2 separate regions of the Homo sapiens genome follow, and region 1 is linked to region 2. The links are chromatin loops, found by intact Hi-C in ENCODE. Cell type or tissue: OCI-LY7. All regions are shown on one strand. Each heading gives the region's core, and the rest is flanking DNA. Links, peaks and the distances in the headings are about the cores only. Region 1 has its middle 52 kb from the start of LINC01087. Region 2 has its middle 8.8 kb from the start of LINC03124.

The links. A loop is a pair of places that touch in the nucleus more often than their neighbours do. Peaks named below come from ENCODE experiments on the same cell type or tissue, not always from the same donor. Only the 100,000 strongest peaks of a DNase experiment are listed, where the experiment ranks them.
Region 1: a loop joins it to region 2, with 5 times the contacts of the local background. A loop is called at or near these places in 2 of 110 quality-filtered maps.

Annotation. Positions count from the first base shown.
Region 1 is chr2:131,580,354-131,590,661 of GRCh38, reverse strand. No RefSeq gene overlaps it. Among named protein-coding and RNA genes, the nearest start is that of LINC01087, 52 kb to the left of the region's middle. RefSeq lists an enhancer at 2,205-2,354. In OCI-LY7, for the core only: no CTCF peak of the experiment used is centred there; DNase peaks (open chromatin) are centred at 2,231, 4,463, 5,561 and 6,101; H3K4me3 peaks cover 4,000 bases; H3K27ac peaks cover 6,065 bases.
Region 2 is chr2:131,668,519-131,678,826 of GRCh38, reverse strand. No RefSeq gene overlaps it. Among named protein-coding and RNA genes, the nearest start is that of LINC03124, 8.8 kb to the left of the region's middle. RefSeq lists enhancers at 4,538-5,175, 5,176-5,815, 5,991-6,290, 5,816-6,454, 9,652-9,831 and a cis regulatory region at 9,624-9,931. In OCI-LY7, for the core only: CTCF peaks have their summits at 4,466, 4,675 (motif pointing left), 5,775 and 5,979 (motif pointing right); DNase peaks (open chromatin) are centred at 4,696, 6,226 and 6,586; H3K4me3 peaks cover 2,495 bases; H3K27ac peaks cover 1,367 bases.

The DNA of each region.
Region 1 (10,308 bases), core at 1,070-9,069, 88 kb after region 2:
CCCAGAACAGAACATGAGGCCATCAGCGAGGGGGCATTTGGGGCCACAGGATTGCAGCCAGCTCCTGCCCTGGTGCCCCCTGCCCAGTGTCCAAGCCAGGGCCAACAGCTGTGGGGCTTCTGGCCTGGGGGGCTCTGCTCCACTGGCATGCAATAGGGTCAAGGTGCAGACCGCTGTGTCCAGGCCGGCATGAGGGGGCTTGGAGGAGCACCTACCACTCTGATGGGGAGATGCAGAAAGGCAACCCCATGTGCAGATCCTGGGAACAGGACACTGAGCCTCCCTGGTGCTGGCCTCTGAGCTGGACCAGGGCAAGTAGCACCTCGACCCTCCTACCGGGACCCTCCTGCTGCAAAGCTTTATGCAGCCAGGCTCCAGGCTGCTTCACCCAAACCACAGGTGCTTTGGTGTGGGAGGAAAAATGGATTCTGAGCCTGGACACCAACCTACTCTTACCAAAAGAAGTAGAGGGGAAGCCAATCACAAGTGCAAAAAAAAAAAAGTACTATTTTGTAACTGAAGTCTTATGAAGGGTTAAGCTACCTTGCTTGATACTAAAAAGAGGAGCTTGATACTAAAGCTCCTCTTGCTTGATACTAAATTAAACTTTGAATGAAACAAAAAGAAGACACATACACTAAATTTCCTTGTCCCTCTGTGATCCCCTGAGCCAGGAAGCAAGGGGAAGCCTGGCCTCCTGGACTCTCTCCCCAGCTGGGGGCTGAATAGTTTCCTCCAGGGTCACAGGGAGCAGCTGGGCTCAGTGGGGCCAGGCTGCCCTTCCTTCCTACATGGGCGTTCTCAAACCTTCCATTGCCCCACACAGAGTGCCATGATCCGGGTTCAAATCCCAGCTCTGGCACTTGCCACCTGTGTTACCTGGCAAATGCCTTACCACCCAGGCACTTGCTGTCTGTGTCCTTCCTGACAGGAGGGATGGGAGCTGGTGGCCCTGGCATGAAGCGCTGTTAACAGTCAAACACAAGCAGGAGCAGGCAGACACCTGGGTGGGGGACTGCCCTGCTGGGGGTGCTCACCAAAGAGCACCTCCCCATCTGCCCACGTGGCCTTGCACGTCTCAACACTTATCAGGCACCTGACTACAGGAAATCCCTGAACAAAGCCCTGAGCTGCCCTGGGGAATGTGACCAGGGCGATGGACCAGGAAGGACAGTCTGGGGTGCTTGGCATGAGTGAGGATAGGCTGGGGAAATGCCAACCTCTTCCACCAGCTTTGCATCCCAGGGCACCCTCAGTGGACAGAGAACCCAGAGATGCCACAAGGCTTGAGCTGCATCCTAACCATCCTGAGTTCCAGCCCAGCCATGGCCCCGGCCCGGGGGTACTTTGGGTGCTAAGTTGGGATGACGAGGGGCCAGGTGACACTCCTGTGTTCCAGGATCCGGTCAAGAAGGTGGTACCCTGTCACTGCCTGGCTCCGTCTGGTCCCAGTGGAACAAGAAGGGCAGGAAGCCTCTAGCACCCACCCTCTGGGCCACCAACACCCAGGTCCACAGTGTGGCCACCTGAGTCAGCACCACCTGCCTCGGGGACCAGAGCATGAAGGCTCAGATACGAGGAGCATAGCGCAGCAGTGGATGCAGGTATGCAGGATGTGCTGTGCGGATCCAAGGAGCCCCTCTCTGGAGGCTTGGGCATAACCTCTCCATCTTATTGACACATAATATTTTACCTCTTTGTAAGGTACATACAAATACTTGTTACATGCATAAAATGCGTATTCTGGTTACTTTGAATATTTACACATAATAATATTACTTAGCCACCACAGCCTGCTGTCAAACATTACAGCCTATTTCTTCTAAATGTAGGTTTGTACCCAATAACCAACTTCTCTTCATTCTCCCTTCCACATACCCAGTCTTCCTGGCCTCTGGTACTGCCATTGTATTCTCTGTTTCCATGGGATCAAGTTTTTTTAGCTCTCACGTGAGTGAGAACCCGTAGTATTTGTCCTTCTGTCTCTGAAAATGTTTCTGAAAATGACACGATTTCCTTATTTGTTATGCCAAATAGTATTTTACTGTGTCTATTTAGCACATCTTATCCACTCATCTGTTGATGAATACTTGGATTGATCCTGTGTCTTTGCTATTGTGAATAATGCTGTGATAAACACGAGCATGCAAGTTCCCCTTTGTTACACTGAACTCTTTCCTTTGGATAAATACCCCCCCAGTGAGATTGCTGGACCATAGAGTAGTTCTATTTTTTCTTTTTTTCGAATTCTCTATACTGGTTTCCATCATGCTTGTACTGATTTGCATTCCTACTGACAGTGTAGCAGAGTTTCCTTTTCTCTTCATTCTCACCAGCATCTGTTATTTTTTGTCTTTTTAATAATACCCATACTAACTGAGGTGAGATAATATCCCACTGTGGTTTTGATTTGCATTTCCCTGATCAATGAAGTTGAGCAGTTTCTCATATACATCTTAGCCATTTGTATGTCTCTATTCCTGTCCTTTGCCTATTTTTAATGGCATTGATTTTTTAACTTTTGAGGAGTCTGAGTTCCTTCTATACTCTGCACATTAGTTCCCTGTCAGGTGAGTAATTTGCAAATATTTTCTCCCACTCCAGGGGCTGTCTCTTCACTGTGTTGATTCTTTTGCTGTGCAGAAGTTATAGCCCACTCAACTATTTTTGCTTTTGGTGCCTGTGCTTTTGAGATTTCATCCATAAATTATCTGCCTAAGCCGATGTTCTGAAGAGTTTTCTCTATGTTTTTCTAGTAGTTTTATAGTTTCAGGTCTGACATTTAAGTCTTTTTTTCTTTTTTTGAGACGGAGTCTGGCTCTGTCACCAGATTGGAGTGCAGTGGCGCAATCTCAGCTCACTGCAACCTCCGCCGCCCGGGTTCAAGTGGTTCTCCTGCCTCCCGAGTAGCTGGGACTACAGGCACCCACCACCATGCACAGCTAATTTTTGTATTTTTAGTAGAGACGGGCCATGTTGGCCAGGATGGTATTGATCTCTTGACCTCGTGATCCACCCACCTCGGCCTCCCAAAGTGTTGGGATTACAGATATGAGCCACTGCGCCCGGCCCTAAGTCTTTAATCTACCTTGAATTGGTTCCTATTTCCAACCTGAGACAGGGAAGAAGTTCACAATGACTTTGCTGAGATAGTAAGCTGACTGCATAGTTACTAAGGGGGCATTTTTATATACTTCTTTCACAGGAACAAAGAAGCCAAGTCATTCCCTACCCGAATTAAATGTATGATTTTTAAAGAGGAAGCCTTGAGAATTTAACCCAATCTAACCATTACTCCAAATTATTTGGTAAACTGTGTCACTTTAGGTGGAGGAAGGTAAGAATTACGGGAACGTGAATTCTTTAAAAATCCATAAAAATGTACTGTGCTTGGAGACAAACTTGTAAGTTATTGCCCCTTTACAATGATTTGATGTCAAAAATACCGTAATATATTACTACTTTTATTTGATCAGATTTTTAACTGATTAAAGATTTGGTCTTAATCACTATTTTACAAAATAAATGCTCACTCTGAGCGTATAGTTCTACAGCCAGTTTTTAGGAACTTAAAATTTTTATATAATTTCAAAAGTCACAAGAATAGTACCAAGAATCCTCCTCCTTCTCTTAACCAAGACTCACCAATTTCTAAAATTTGTAGAAATTTGCTCCATTTTGTCCCATTTGCTTTGTCTGTTTACATACCTCTTTTAATGATTTCAGTGTAAACTATAGACATAATTACCCCAAAGTGTGCATTTCCTAAGGGTATTCTTTTACACAACTCTAGAATAATTATTAAAATCGGGAATTACTGTTATTATTTTTTGAGACAGGCTGTCACCCAGGCTGGAATGCAGTGGTGCAGTCTTGTCTAACTGCAGCCTCAACCTCCCAGGCTCAAGCAATTCTCCCACCTCAGCCTTCTGTGTAGCTGGGACTACAGGAGTGTGCTACCATGACTGGCCAAGTTCTGTATTTTTGGTAGAGATGAGGGGTCTCACCATGTTGCCCAGGCTGGTCTCCACTCTTGGCCTCAAGCGATCCTCCTGCCTCAAGCTCCCAAAGTGCTAGGATTACAGGCCTGAGCCACCATACCTGGCCTGATCCCAGTTTTAGAAAAACTCTGTAACTAAATTTAGATGAAAATATATGAATATGTTCAGTGATTGCTTTCACATTTTCTAAACTGTGCTTTTTTATATCATTGAGAGTCTTCAATAAATGTACTTTGGTTTCAAATATTTTCTTGAAGTCAGACATATTTCGCTGTGACCTAGAACAGTTCTTCTCACAGCATCCCCTCCCTGCAAACTGCAGGTCTTGAGGTCAGTGGCGCTTGACTCTAGGGACTCTATGTTCTTCCTTGGATCCAGGCCCTAACTCAGGGGATGGTGGCACCACCTCCTGCCCAACTCTCAGCTGCCTGCACTGCTGGTCATGGGTGAGAGGATGGCCTGCCCCAGATGAGTGTCAGTGTGTGTGTTTGTGTGCTTTTGCTGCATTTCTTGTGTCTTGCTTTTGTCATCTCTTTCTCCCTTTCCTCCCTGAGGCCTGCATAGGGCAGCTGTGCTACCCACCTCTGAATGTGGGGTGAGCTGTGGCCCAGGCCTGGGTGCCTGCTGGGACCTCCCAGGAGATGTGTGGAAGCAGACACCAGGCGGGCTCAGACACTCTAATGGGTACACTTGTGCCTTGTTCTGTCCCTGTCATTTGAGGCCATTTTGGCCAATGGGAAAGCAGACCCCTCTGGCAGAAAAAGGTCCACTTTGCCTCAGGCTGGGGTGGCAACTCTGCCTGCAGGTTGGACCCGTGGGGTCTCATCGTGAACCCCCATGGGCGAGTGACACTGGGAAAACTAGAGGACGTGTGGGTTCTGCCTGCTGTCTTTGCGTGTGGAGACAGGGTCCTGCCAACCAGTCTCCTGAAGGGGGAACTGCCTCCTGTGGGTGCCATGTGTGCCAGAATCCAAGCATGGGTGTGCACAGGGGCGGCTGAGCCCACTCACAACCCAGGACAGAGTTGCTTGGCTGTTTTGGGGCTGGGAGAGATCTCGAAAAGCCTACCAGACCCAGCATCATCAGTGGCTCTCCCACTCTCAATGCCTTGGTCTTTCTGCTTTTTTGGCTGTCACATTGGCACATTTCTTGGTGCCACCAAAACAACTCAAAATAATCTCTTTTCAGTCATGCCTGCATAACATAATTGGCTTCAGGTTTCCTGAAAACAGAGAAGGTGAAAATCCAGAAAAAAGGGCTACTTGTTTTCTTCCTCTGATGGTCCAGCCTGTCTTCAACCACAGGACTCCACGCTGGCCTGGGGTCTGAGCCTCCTGGTTCAGTCACTGTCTAGCTTCGATCAAAACCATGAGCAACTGAAGCAGAATATGGAAGTGGAAAATGCTCTGGGTTGTCCCCATGTTGGGAAATTATTGTCCAACAAACGAGTAGCTGTCCAAAGCACTGCAAGACAACCAGTGTGCCTTGGAGCTTGTCAGAGGAAGCGTTCAAGAGTCTCATTCAGCAAGTCTCACTTCTTCTTTATGTTCTAAATCACAACACAGAATCACAGGCCAGGCTTGCAAGAAGCGAACATTAACTTCTATCCACATGTACTTAGCCAGGGCTCATTTGAATGGCCACATGTAGCAGCAAAGAGGCTGGAAAGGAGTGTAATGGTGTGACTAGTGGAAAGAGGAGACAGGTTTGTTGTTCTTCACCCCATGTATACTAAGGATGTTTTTAGAAAAAAAAAGAAAAACTTTTTTTTGCTCAAGCACAGTTTATGCAACAAAATGGGATTCAGAATCTAATTTCACAAAATAAATCCAGAGGAGAGACTTGAAGGAAAAGGGCAAAGATATAACTCAATAAAGCCCATAACATCACAGAATACGGTGATGGTGATGGTTTCTAACCTTGAGAAAGTAAGTGGGTTCTTCAGTTTCTAAAATTTATTTATCAGTTCTTGAACCCAAGAAATCAAAATAGATCATAACAGAAAAAAATGACCTAGCTTTCACCTAGACAAGTTAGAAAATGCAGAAGTAGCCTGGCAGAACTACAACCATCTGACCTTTGACAAAACCACAGAAATAAGAAATAAAGAAAAGGCTCACTATGCAACGAATGGCGCTCAGATACATGACTAGCCATGTGCAGGAGAATTAACACTGCAGCCCTGCTTCTCATCATATGGAAAATTAACTCAAGATCAACCAAAGATTGAAATAGAAGACTTCAAATATAAAAGTCCTAACAGACAACCTATCAAACACCTTTCTCAACATAGGCTTTTGCAAACCACTTAGACAATTTAGTACCCAAAAGAAATGCAAGAAAAAACAAAAAGTACAAGTCTGGCCGAAGAAACTACAGACCTGCTGGACAGCAAAGCAACTGCCAACACAGTAAACACACAGCCTACATGATGGGAGAAAATGTTCCCAAACCAAGCATCTGACCAAGTTCTAAAGCCAGAATCTAGAGGACCTTACCTAAATCAAGAAGCAGAAAAATAACACAAGTAAAAAATGGGCAAATGACACAAACACACTAGTCAAAACAAGACTTAAAAAAGACCAACAGACAGGAGAAAATGCTCAACATCCCTAATCATCAGAGATGAGGTACCAGTGCCATCACACACCAGTCAGAATGGCCATTTGTCCAAACACAAAACATATTTGTGTAGCAGTAGATAAAAGCAAACACAGCTACACTCTTGGGGTAATGCAAACTAGGTCTCAAACTGTGGAGAGCAGTTTCAAGATTTCTCAACAACAACAACAAAGAGGGAAAGGAAGCAGAGATACCCTTCGACCCAGCAATCCAACCCTGTGTATCCACCCAAGGGAAAAATACATGTGTCTATCAAAAAGACACAGACATTTGCATGTTCACGGGAGTGCTACTCACAGGAATAAAGACGTGGACCTGACCTAGATGCCCAACAACAGAAAATGAGATGTTTTTAAATGTGATACCTATACACCACAGAATACTAAGAAGCCACCAAGGAAAATCAAACACAGAAACAAAATCATGCCCACAGCATCAACACAGACAGAACTGCAGGCCACTCTGCTAAGCGAACTCAGGCAAGAGCAGAAGACCAAACACCGCAGGTTTTCACTTACAGGCAGAAACTCAACACCGAATACACACGAACGTAAAGATGAAATCAACAGATGCTGGGTACTACCAGACAGAAAAAGGAGGGAGACAGGAAGCCTTGGAGGAAGAATGATCCAACTGGTGCTGTGTTCACCGCCTGGGTGATGGGTACGCTAGGACCTCAAGCATACAAAGTCTGCTATATAGCCATGTAGTGAAATGAACCTGCAGGCGTCCACCCCTCGATCACAATAAAAGTAGCTATCATTTTAGAAAACCCAGTTTTGGAAATAGAAATAGAAAAAAAGGAAGAAAATACAAAAAAACACACAAAACGAAAGAAAAAGCCTACAGTGGCCCAATCCATCCATTAGTGGCATGAACACAGAAAGATAACCAAATGGACACAACGAAGGAGCCAAATAATCAGCCCACAATTATAAACACTGAATCCATAGGATTCTTGCTTTTCCCCCAAAAGCACACCAAAAGCACAATGGTTGAAGAAACTGGGGGGTCACATGCAAAGGACTGAAATAAACCCTTCCCTTACACAAGACACAAAAAGCGACACAAAATCCACTGAACACTAAAGGGCAATTGTGAAACCAAAACCTCCAAGGAAAACACATAGGGTGCATGTCTAGTGTGGGAAAACTTGAACCTGTGCACCTAAGCCACAAACAGAAAACACATAGGAATCAAATACCCATAGACCATACAATGGCTTCGCCATCTTGCTTTTCTTCTCAAAGGGACACAGAAATCACCGCTAACAAAAGCTAATGTGACCATGTGAGACTAAGGACAACTTCAGAGCTTCACATAGCTTCAACACTGGAGAGAAAACAGTGAACCCAACAGAAGACATCCCACAGACTGGGAGAAAATTATGGAAAACTGTGGATCTGGAAGGGCTTCTTATCTGATATATTCAAGAAACTAATGGTCCCAAGTGGACAAAAACACAAAAACCAATACACATGCTAAAATTGCCCAAAAGACTGGCATAGGCATTTCTGAAAAAACCTGCAACAGACTCGCGGGTAATAGAAGTTCCTCCACATCAGTAATCATCCCCTAAATGCAAATCCCAACCACACTCAGATACTGCCAAACTCCCCAGAGAACGAGTATGACCAGGAACAGCAATAAAACCTTTTGAAGATAAGGGCAGTGTAGATTTGCAGACAGAGAAACTCTCACACACTATTGGTAGGAATGCAAATTTGTATACCCACTGGGAGAGACAGCAGGAGGTTTCTGAAACAACAATACAACTACCAGTTCCCGTAGCCATCCCAACATTGGGTATACCAGCAAAGCCAAGGAACCTTGTAACTTAAGGAGATATTTGCCTTCCCGTGTTTGATGAAGTACTCCGGACAATAACCAGGGTATGGAAGTAACCTACCTGTCCATCCAGGGAGGAAGAAATGCAGGAAATGAAAGATGCATGCACGATGGTATACTCCTCAGCCATCAAACTTCTGGACAGCAGGTCACTTCCAGCAAGGTGGAGAAAGCTGAAGGACATTAAGTCAAAGGAAATGAGCCAGGCAGAGGAAGACAAACACAAACACAGCACGATCTCACGCGCATGGAATCTAATGAAATGCATCTCACAAAGGAGCAACGTCAATAGTGGGTACCAGAGGCTGAGGGGAGGCTTGGAAACAGCTACAAAGTGACGCTCAGATGAATGGCAAGAATTCTGGTGTTCTACAGCTTAGCAGGGTGACTAGGCTTAACAGTCTCCTAGCATGATATTCAATATAGCGGGAAGGGGTGATCGGGATACTCTCTCCACCAAGAAATCCTCACTATAGCCTGAAACAGAGACACGAGGTCCTGTAATTTGATCACAACAGCACTGATCCATATGTCAAATGGTCCCTTGCGCCCTTAAAGTAAAAGCATAGACCATGTGAAATTTTTGTTTTCAAATAGGATCACAACATATTTCTGAAAGTCCTGTGGGACAATGAAGTGCCGCGCACTCCCAAAGCAGTTCCTACACACACAGTCGGTGGAGCCATCACACTCTTCCACTTTAACCTACTTCCCAAAGCTTTAGTTACCCAGATTCCTACACACACAAACTCGGTGGAGCCATCACATGCTTCCACTTTAAATTACTTCCCAAAGCTTTAGTTACCCAGATGATTTGTGATAGGCCTTAGCAGAGAAACACAGACCAGGGGACACAATGAAGGTGCCTAGGAGTAAGTTCAAATTGGTATAGCCTAAGCACATGTTTAGAAAGAACCACAAACGTCACCACAAGAAGGGAGAGTCTGTCCAATACAGCGTTCTGAGAACTGGATATCCCTAGGCAAAATAACAACATAGGGTCCTTATTGTGTGAAATTCACAATCATCTATTCAACATGAATGAAAGACCTATACCCAAAACTTGAAACTATCACTCTCTGAGAAGAAAGTATATGGTGTGTGGATACCTGGGCCAACCTGGATCTATGCTTACAATTTGCAAAAAGGAAAATGAAAACAATATGGGGGAAAGAAAATACAAACAACAAACAAGCAAAACTCACAATAGATTGGTATGCTAGTGAATGTCCTTTATTTCATCAGTAACCAATGTAGTGGAAAACCACAACACTGCACACCCCTGAATCTGCATCAGACTCATCAGACTATATGGCTTGGGGGAAAGAAAGAATGAAAACAATGAATGAAAAGAAACAAACATCCAACGGATGATAAGAAAGGTATAGGGGAAAACACAGCTAAGGAGATTTTTTTTAGAAAAGGTGTAAGTAACTAACACTACTAACTAGCAGAAAAGAGAAGGTAATTAGCAAACCAAAATTGGGCAAAGAAACCAAAGAGTCTTTTCTGCAAAGAACACCTAAAACTGAAAACAAATGTACTTAACACCTAGTAGTTAATATCACTAATCATAAGAAAAATGAAAATCAGAACAAGACTCAGATATCGTGTCCCTCTCAAAGGAAAGAGTATTACAAAGAACTTCATATATCTTAAAAGAAGGGAAACCACAAATGTTGCTGTGAATTTCCAGAGAGGAGAGCTCTCTTGTCCACAACTGTTGACAAGGTAAATTAGTGCGCACACTACAGAGGCCACCTGGAGGTTCCTCTAAAAACTAAAAATACAACGACCATTTCACTGAGCCGCGCTACCACTGGGTGTGCACTGGTAG
Region 2 (10,308 bases), core at 1,165-9,164:
TTTTGCATGATAAGTTTCCAAGGAACCTTAGTGATGGGGACTGTCTCTCTTAAAATTAAGTTGTGTAAATAACTCCCAGAGCCGTGCTGGTAAGAAACAAAACAAAACAAAAAGAACTAGAAGCTTGAAACAAACATAGGATTTCTGCTGGAAAAAGGATGCAAAGCAGGCCTGCCTGCAGCACTTCCCCAGAGCTAATCCTTGAGCCGAAAGAGCTTCCTGGTGAAGCCTCGCACTCTCTGTAACAGGGCGTGGGGGGACCGAGACATGAGGGCTCCAGATTTGACCATGTTTACCTAGTTATGGGATTTCAATCATGTCTTTTAAATTCTTTGAGCTGCAGTTTTCACATATATAAAGTGAAAATATTTTTAAATCTTTAATTTGTATTATAACCTTGTGTAAAGATAAAATAGTACACTTGAAAGCATTTTAGCTGAAGTCAAACGTTCACGTGTGTGCATGCGATGGCTTCTTAATTATTTTAGGGCTTATCCTGGTTTTACTGGTACTGTTACTAGCACTGCTGCTTCTCCATATCTCTGAAAACTATGAAATACTTAGAACTGAAGCAACAAGAAGCACCTGTCAAAGCGTTCTATGGCCGATGACAGATTTGACACAACTAGATATAACAATATGTTAGATGGTGCCTACAGCACTGCTGAGCAGAGACTTCATGCTGTTCAAAGTCAAAGGTGTCCCTAGAATTCTGAACTTGCTGAAGCCGCCCTCAGAACTGAAGTTGAGAAAAGTACATTTTCAATTAAAGAAAGTCTGAGAGAATGTGTTGCCATCACACCCAAACCACAATAAATGCAAAAGAAAGCTGCTCAGGTTGAAGAAAAATGATAACAATTGGAAATTCTAGTTCTCAGAAAAGATGAAAGTGTGCCAAAAATAGTAAACATGTGGAGGGGAAATTGCTATTTTAATGACATCCTCCAGGAATTACAACATGTGCAGAAGAAAAATCTATGACAACATGGCACAAAAGATCAGAGGAGGGAGGAGGGTAAGGTAAGGTTTTTATATTTTATATACAGTGTTATGATATTTAATATACTTTAAGTATTTTTATTTTAATTTCTAAAGAACTCACTAAAAATAAATAAATGAAACAAAGAGTCATAGTTAAAAAAAAACAAGATACAAAATCCATACTAAAAAAAAAGAAAACCCCATAAAACAAACAAACAAACAAACAAATGAAAACTACAATAATCCAGAAGAAGACCAGGAAGGCAGAACAGAGACTGTCAAAGTAGGTAAAAAGGAAACCTCAATATCAGCTTTTAAAAAGAAATACACTTATGAGGTAAAGATACAAATAGATTCAAACTGAAAAGATGGACTAATATACACCATGCAAATCTCTGTTATCAAAAACTGCAGCCAGTGTATTAATGGCAGATAAGACAGACTACAAGAAAGACAAGCATCAACAGGGATAAAGAAGGACGTTTTATGCTAATGAGTCGATTTGCTTAGAAAACCTAATAATCATAAGCATGTATGCACCTAAGAAAAATAACAAAATACACAAAGCAAAAGTTATTGAATTAAAAGGATAAATGCATAAATCCACAATTTGACAATTCTAATTCTTATATCTCAGAAATTAATAGAAAAAAATAACTCCAACAATAACACTACAAGGTATTAATAGAAGAGATTATAACCAGAGCACTGGGAGAAAAACAGCAATATCCAATATGCTTACAATATTGGTTGACAACTCAAAAGTTCCCAAAAGAATTTTTGACACTAAAGGTAAATAGTCTGGAAAACCTAAAAGCCAGCATAGGAAGGAAGTGGAAAATGAAATGTTGATTGAAAATAAATCTGGAAGTCCAGGCGCGGTGGCTCATGCCTGTAATCCCAGCACTTTGGGAGACCAAGGTGGGTGGATCACCTGAGATCGGGAGTTCGAGAAACTCTGTCTGTACTAAAAATACAAAATTAGCCAGGTGTGGCGGCACATGCTTGTAATCCCAGCTACTTGGAGGCTATGGCAGAAGAATCGCTTGAACCTGAGAGGCAGAGGTTGTGGTGAGCCGAGATCACCCCGTTGCACTCCAGCCTAGGCAACAAGATCAAAACTCCATCCCCCCGCTCCCCAAAAAAAAGAAAAGAAAAGAAATCTGAAAAAAGGAAAAGAGAATTGAGGATAAGGTTTTGGGATACAAAATCCAAAATCAAGTGATAGAAATAAGTTCAAATATATCACTTTTTCCTACCAAACCTAGAGGGATTAACCTCATATATTAAAATACAAAATTGTTAATAACAAAGCAGCACTTTCAAATTAAAGAAAGAAAAATAATGGGAATAAAAATTTTAAGTAAATATTCACAGAAAGCAAGCTGCTACCACAAAATTAATTTTAGTTCAAATAAAATTTAAGGAAGAAATAATAAACAACAGGATAGACACTGCACATGGAGGGACAATAGAACCGAGTAGGTGAAGCAACGTCAAGTCCAACGCTGGCCTCGCCTCCAGGACGTACAAAGAAACTAACAGGAAGAGCAGGTCTAGAGAGGGATGCTGGAACTCATACTTCTGAATTTAAATGGGAAATAGACAAAGATGTTATGTGTTTATAAAATATTTTAAAATCACAACAAATGCTGAATATACATTTTCTAATATATGTAATACTTACTAAATGGGACCCATATTAGGTTGCAAAAGAAATTACAAAAAAACTGGAGCTAGGGACCAAAGGACTAACAGAAGTCAGAACAAAAAACACGCCCCATATATTTTAGGAAAAAACGGCACAGTGATTTAATGGTAAATCACTATAAACATGAAGGGATTCACCTAGAATAGAGATGAGATTCCAGAGTTCAAGACGACAACATGTGTCAGCCTGACTTTCTGAATGACTGCATAGGAAAGCCTGCCATCCAAGGAAGCGCAGAAAAGGACACCCCTCAGGTCCTGGATGGAGGAGGATGACCCCCAATACTGGATGGAGAAGGATGCCCCCCAGTCCTAGATGGAGAAGGATATCCCCCTCAGTCCTGGATGGAGAAGGATGCCCCCTAGTTACTGGATGGGAAAGGATGTCCCCCAAGTCCTGAATGGAGAAGGATAACCCCCCAGTCTTGGATGGAGAAAGACAACCCCCAGTCCTGGATGGAGAAGGATAACCCCCCAGTCCTGGATGAAGAAAGATGCCCCCCAAGTCCTAAATGGAGAAGGATGCCCCCCAAGTCCAGATGAAGAAGAATTTCCCCCACTCCTGAATGGAATAGGATCCCCCTCAAGTCCTGGGTGGATAAGACACCTCCCAAGTCCTGGGTGGAGAAGGACATCCTTCAGGTCCCAGATGGAGAAGGATGTTCCCCAAGTCCTGCTTGGAGAGGGTGGCTCTGGGGACCGCATGGGGAAGGATGCCCTTTTTCCAGCCTCCCCATCCATACTTATCCTGACCTGTTAGTGTAGAACAAAGAGATTTGGAGGAAGAAACACGGGACTAAATTTACTCAGAATGTTTTCCTTTTAATTAACATTTTATAAATTCTGATTTTTCTTTGATAAAAATAAGCGAAATGTATGATATAAACACAGTGTAACAACCAATTAGACCTATTTTTCCAAATCTGTGTCCTGGTTACCGGCTCTATTAGTCATTCTGCTTTGCTGTATTTGTAAAACTTCTCAAAATTAAAGATAAAAGAGTTTATTGCTAGTAACATGTACAAATAGGCATTGAATAAAATGTGACTCTTTAAAAATTAGTTTATTCTATGGGCTTCTTTTGGTGTACTAAGATTACTAGTGGATCTTTATTACAAGCTCACTGGTAAAAATAGACAATGTGATAATATTCTAATTTGTTAGAAATTAGTGTTGAGTGAGTATTAATCAAAACTTTAAAACCAAAATACATGGACATAAGAATAAATTATTCGACTTAATTATCTACTGACTTTAAATTCTAATTGCTAAATTTACTTTTTGTCCATTTCACCTCCTTCAAATCGCCAATTAACTCTTCATTTTTCTCTCCTGTCAATATTTTATTCTCATTTATTTTTTTCTATTTCCTGATTTTTTGAATAACTAAGGGAGTCGTGTTTTGCTTGTGTTAGAATGACTTCATTACACCAACCCATTAGGCAACTAGACCCTCACCAAGGTGAGCACTAGGAGACTTCAGACCATGGAGCCTCTCCTGATTTTTGACTCAGGCTACCTGGCAACTGTGTTTAAATTACGAATTGTTTAATTTTTTAGATCCCCTATAGATAAAGAAGGATTTTAATAACCATCAATTTAAAATGCACATGGACACTTTGTAACTGACATTTATTGCAGTTTCTGTGCTGCAGCCTCATGAGTAACTGTTTGTAAGGAACATCATGTTCCTCATTCTGCCCTTGCTCCTTGGGCTCCAACGGGAAAAACCAGAAATTCTGTGGGTATAAAACATGGAAACATTCATTCTTTGAAGAAAAAGGCTGCAAAGCAGAGACAAGAACAGGGAAAGGATGTTATCGAATACATGCAAATGGATAAAATATGAATGATTATGTTCTCATGTTCAACCCAATTTTTAAAAATGGATGTATGAGCAGTGCGAGCATTTACTCAGGCCATGGTGAGCCTGTGGGCAGCGGTGGCAAACCCGGACTCCGCCCGCCGACACCAGCGGCCCGGAAACCCTAGCGCCAGAGGCCACCTAGTGGCCAAAGTCAGGCAGTCGGCCCACAGCTGCAGGAGAGCTGCAACGCGCCCTTCAGCGGATTCCCGGAGGCTGCACAGTGCCCAGCTCCCGCCACCCGGTGCTCTGGGCGCGGGCAAGTGACCCTCAGGCCGTCTGGGACAGGACCAGCCCTGCGGCCTCAGCGGTGGGCTCAGGGGCGGCTGCCAAGTGCACACGGTGAACTATAGCAGCTGTGGCAGCCCCCGACCCTGTGCAAGCCACCGGCAGTGCAGACCCCATGACCAAAAGCCGCCGCGTCCCCTAACTCAGGCGGTCGGCCCCCCAGCAGCCAGAGGGGGGAAACCTGCAGCTCAGCCCCATCCCAGCGCCTGCACTGTGCTCAGCGCCCGTAATCCCACTCTCTGGGCGCGGGCAAGGAAGACTAGACCTTAGGGTGGGAGGGCGGTGCACTCGCGGACCCTCAAGCCTTCTGGAACAAGCCCTGCCATCCTCCGCCGCGGGATCAGCGGCAGCTGCCACATGCACACTCCTGGAAGCAGCATTGGTGGCAGCTCTGGTCTCTGCCAGCTCCAGCAAGAACGCGGACCCCAGAGCCAGAGGTCACTGCAGCGCATGTTAGGAGGTTGGCCTCTCAGCCGCAGGAGGGCAGGAATCTGCGCTCAACCAGATCCTCATGGCTGCACAGTGTCCAACGCCCACGACCCCGCAATCTGGGCGCTGGTCTAGGAATAACGGACCCTAGGGTGGAAGGGAGGTGCACTCACCCACCCCTGGGCAGCCTCACACCAGCCCTGCCAGCATCTGCCTTGGGCTCAGCTGCAGCTGGCGCCTGCGCATGGCACAGGGCAGTAGCAGTGGCAGCCCTGCCCCTGCCCTCAGACACCAGCAGCAAAGACCCCAGGGCCGGACGCCTCCAAGGCACTTAAGTCAGGTGGTCGGTCCCATAGCTGCAAGAGGGCGGGAATCGGCTGCTCAGCCCCATAGCAGCTGTGGCAGCCCCCATCTCTGTCCATGCCACCAGTAGCACGAACCCTAGGGCCAGATACTGCGGTGGAGCCTAATTCAGACTGTAGCTGCAGCAAGGCGGGAATCGGCCGCTCAGCCCCATCCTGGAGGCTGCTCTGTGTCTAGCGCTCGCACACCACGTCCTGGGAGCAGTCTAAGGAACAGCAGACCCTAGGGGGTAGGGCGGTGCACTCAGCGACCCTCAGGGTGTCTGGGACCAGCCCTGCCAGCCTCTGCCATGCTCTCAGCTGCAGCTACCATCGCCAGGTGGCGCCCGTTAGCAATGGTGGAAACCACACCCCCCTCCTCCGACCTTACCTGCCCCCAACAGCAGTGCAGATTCCATAGCTGGATGCCTTGCCAGGGCGGGAACCAGCCGCACAGCCTATTCTGGGCAGCTGCACAGGGCCCAGCGCCCGAAACCCCGAGCTCTGGGCGCGGGCCAAGGAAGAGTCCACCCTAGGCTGAGAGGGTGGTGCACACCGCGATCCTCAGGCTTTCTGGGACCAACCCTGCCGGCTTCTACTGAGAGCTCAGCTGCAGCTGCCACCTGTACAAGGGCGCGACAGCAGCAGAGCAACCCGGCACTTTGCCTGCACCAGAGCCCTGACACGGGGGACAAGGCCGCCTCAGCGCCTAATTCAGGCAGTCAGCCCCGCAGCTGCAGCAGGGCAGAAACCTTTGCCCTCGGCCCAGTCTCCTTGGCTGCACAGTTCCCAGTGCCCGCGACCCGAACTCTGGGCTCAGGCAAAGGAAGAGCGGACCCTAGGGTGGGATAGTGCTCCACTCAATGACCCTGAGGCTGCCTCGGAAACGCCTTGCCAGCCTCTGTCATGGGCTCAGCTGCAGCAGCCACCTGCACATGGCGCGCGGAGCAGACTTGATGGCAACTCCAGACCATGCTTTTACACCAGCCAGGCGGACTCCAGGGCCAGAGGCCGCCCAGCGGCTAATTCAGGTGGTCCGGCCCCAGCTGCAGGAGGGCGGGAACCGGCAGCTCAGCCATTTCCTGGCGGCTGCCCTGTGCCCAGCGCCTGCACACCCTGATCTGGGCGCCTACAAGAAAGAGCTGACTCTAGGGTGAAAGGACCGTCCACTCAGCGACCCCCAGGCTGTCTGGGACCAGCCCTGCCTGCCTCTGCTGTAGATTCAGCTGCAGTGGTAACCTGCACAAGGCGCGCAGCAGCAGCTGTGGCAAACTCCGACCCTGCCAGCTCCACCAGCAGCGCGGACCCTTGGGCCAGAAGCCTCCACGACGCCTAAGTCAGGGTGTTGGTCTCTAGCTGCAGGAGGGCAGAAACTGGCGCTCAGCCTCACCTCAGAGGCTGCATGGTGCCCAGAGCCAGGGCCCAGCTCTTCTAGTGCAGGTTGGAGAGGCCCCCCAGGCTGGAGAGCAGTGTCATGAACACAGCTTACTGAAGCCTCAACCTCCCAGATTCAAGCTACCCTCTCACTTCAGCCTCCTGAGTAGCTGGTAGCTGGGACTACAGGCGGGTGCCATCGTGCCTGGCTATTATATTTTATATACATTTTGGAGAGACAGGGTCTCACCATGTTGCCCAGGCAGGTCTTGAAAGCCTGGAGTTCAAGTGATCCTCTCACCACCTTACCTCCCTCAGTGGTGGGATTATATGTGTGAGCCACTGTGCCCTACCTGCCGCTTTTCTTATAAGGATACTTGTCATTGGATTTAGGGCCCATCCTAATCATCTCAAGGTGCTGGATTTAATTACATCTGCAGATTGTTTTCCAAATAAAGGCACATTCACACATTCCAGGTAGACATATCTTTTGATAGACCACCATGCAATCCACTCTAGGAGTATTAACGTGCCGTGTGGACTGAGGCACCAAAGAATCACATTATTATGTCATATAACTTGCCTTATTTGTAGTGACCCGTGGGCTTGGAAACAGAACCATATGCAGCTGTCAGGGAAGTGCACAGTGCCTGACCTTTCCCGCAGCCTCCTCCCTACTGGTCTTCCATGAGAGGATCATCCCTTGAGAGTGTCGAGAGATTCCTGTTAAATGCTAAAGACCACAGGGGCGTTTGGGAGGGGGAAGATGTTTGGGGAGCAACTTAGTTGTCCTGAGGTGCCTATCACCCTTCACTGTTTCAGCAATATGGATCTTCCAAGGACCTGGGAATGGGAACCAGGCATAAGACAGATACATGTGGATGAGAAGAGGCCAGAGTCTTTCTCTGTGTAGGTACCAGCCCAAGATGAGCATTGCTCCAGAAACACATGCACTCATGATGCTAAACCCAATCTATTGAGGACTTAATACAAACTGAGATTTGTTTAAAGCATTTAATTCTTACCACAGTCCTTTGACATCTTATTATCTCCATTTTACAGATAAAGAAACAGGCACAGAGGGTTTAAGTAACATGTACAAGATCACACAATCACAACTAGTAAAGCCAGAATTAAAGTCCAGTCGGTCTGCATTCAAAGCCTGTGCTCCTGCCCCAAAATGAGAAGTAATGACTTAAAGGCAAGAAAAACAGACCCTCCTTTACCCACCATCCTCATACACAGACTTCCAGCCCAGGATCTGAGCCATTTATTCATTTTCTCTCATATTCATTCATTCATTCAGTTCTTCATCACACATTTAGTGAAGTTCTGTCGTGGAATGTTCACACAGAAGGTACAAAAATGAGGCAGGTGTATTTTCTCCCATCTAACAGGGGATGACCACATGAAGAGAACTGATGGGCTGTGTGTCCCATGGCCTTACAGGGCAGTGGTGGAGGGTGGCCCAGGTCATCCACTTTCTGGGGAGGCAGAACCAGAAGCACCAGTTGGACAACTACTAGAGATGTTTATGCAGCCTCATATGTTAAGTCATATATTTTGAAAGCTTTTTAAATTTTTTCTTTAAGAAGATTTTAGATGCTTATCACTGAGTACCAGAGGGATGTAGGCTGGTGCCCTTATTAACAAAGTCAGGGACCGTGGCACACAAGGATTGACTACTGCAGATACGGTCACAATGCTACCTCTAGATGGCCTGAATCCCCCTGCCCTCTCTGGTGGGGAGAAGGGCTGGCAGAGCCATTAGCATGGGCTCCGGCCAATCCTGGCCACTTTGATGCTCCTGGTGCTGACCCAGGGTCCTGGAGGAAGGGATGAGGTGGGCAGTAGAGATGCTTAGGGCAGCAGCCCCTTTCCATCCACACTGGAACTATTTCAGTATTTTACCACCAATTCGGCCATTCCGTTGTGCGCTGGCTGAACATCAGCCCTGCTCCAGGTCTCAGTTTCCCCTTTGTAAAAGGAAAGCTCTGGATTCAGGGGTGACCAGAGGTCATCATGGTCTTGAGATTCGAGGCCTGTAGGCAGGGGGTGAGAGGTTCACTAGGAGCACAGAAGGCCAAGGTTGGGGAGAGGCAGCAGAGAGAGTGGCCTCCCTTCGGCCCAGGTGGGAGGTTCACAGAGACACACTTCCTTCTTCCCCAAGGCAGGACTTGTTATAGTGAGCTTCAGGCAGTCTGGCTCTTAGGACTAACTAGGATGTCACCCTCCCTGCAGCATCCACCACTCCATAGACAACATGAGAGGAGTGTGTAAGTATAACTAGAACAAGCTAGTGTCCTGATATTCTCTGTGATGGAGGGGACAGCCCTCCTCAGAGACCCGGGGGGGCCCAGAACCATGGGCAGCCTGAACACACTTTACTTTCTCAGCAGTGAAAATCAGAACCCTGGCCTACTAAAGCAGAAATTAAAAAGAGAAAAACCTAAGTTCCTGCCTGTTCCAGGCTGACTCACTCCAAGGCCGTGCTAGAATTAAGATAACTTTATATACAAGGCCAGGAAGAGCCCAGAAGGAATGGACTCCAGGAACAGGGATGAGAAAAACAAGTTCTTATCAGCTTCCCCCTTTGAGATTCTTTCCCAGGCCAATATTTCTTTGTTCTGCTCTCATAACTATTTTTGTAACTATCTCTGTAAGTTTATAAGGATTTTTTAAGTTCCTGTTTTCCATCTGTGTGACCCTGAGAAGGTCACAAGACATGCCTGAGCAAGCCTAAAATAGTTACCATCTGCTGAGAGCCTGCTGGGTGGCCCAGCAGAGGTCATCAGACATGTTTGAGTCATACACTTGTCACTGTTTGATTAACTGCCTTTGTTCTGCTTCTGTAAGCTTGCTAAGCCCGCCCTGTAAGTTTTGCACAGCTGCATGCTTAAAAACCAGGCCCCGTCTTTTTTCCGGGCTCAGCCTTTTGGATGCAAATCCACTGGGCAAGTGGTCACTTTAATAAAATCCTCCTGTCTCACCCATTGGTCTCTCCAGTCTCTTGAATCCCTCAACACTAAGATGGCTCCAAGACAGCATGTGAGACTTAAGTAATAACTTTTTTGTTTGTTTGTTTGTTTTTATTTTTGTATGAGACTGGGTCTGGCTTTTTCACCCAGGCTGGAGTGCAGTGGTGCAATCACAGCTCACTGCAGCCACTTCCTGGGCTCAAGCCACCCTCCCACCTTAGCTTCCCAGGTAACTTAGGACTACAGGTGTACACCACTATCGCTGGCTAATTTTTGTATTTTTTCCAGAGACGAGGTCTCACTGTCTCACTGAGCTCAGGCTGGTCTCAAATTCCTGAGCTCA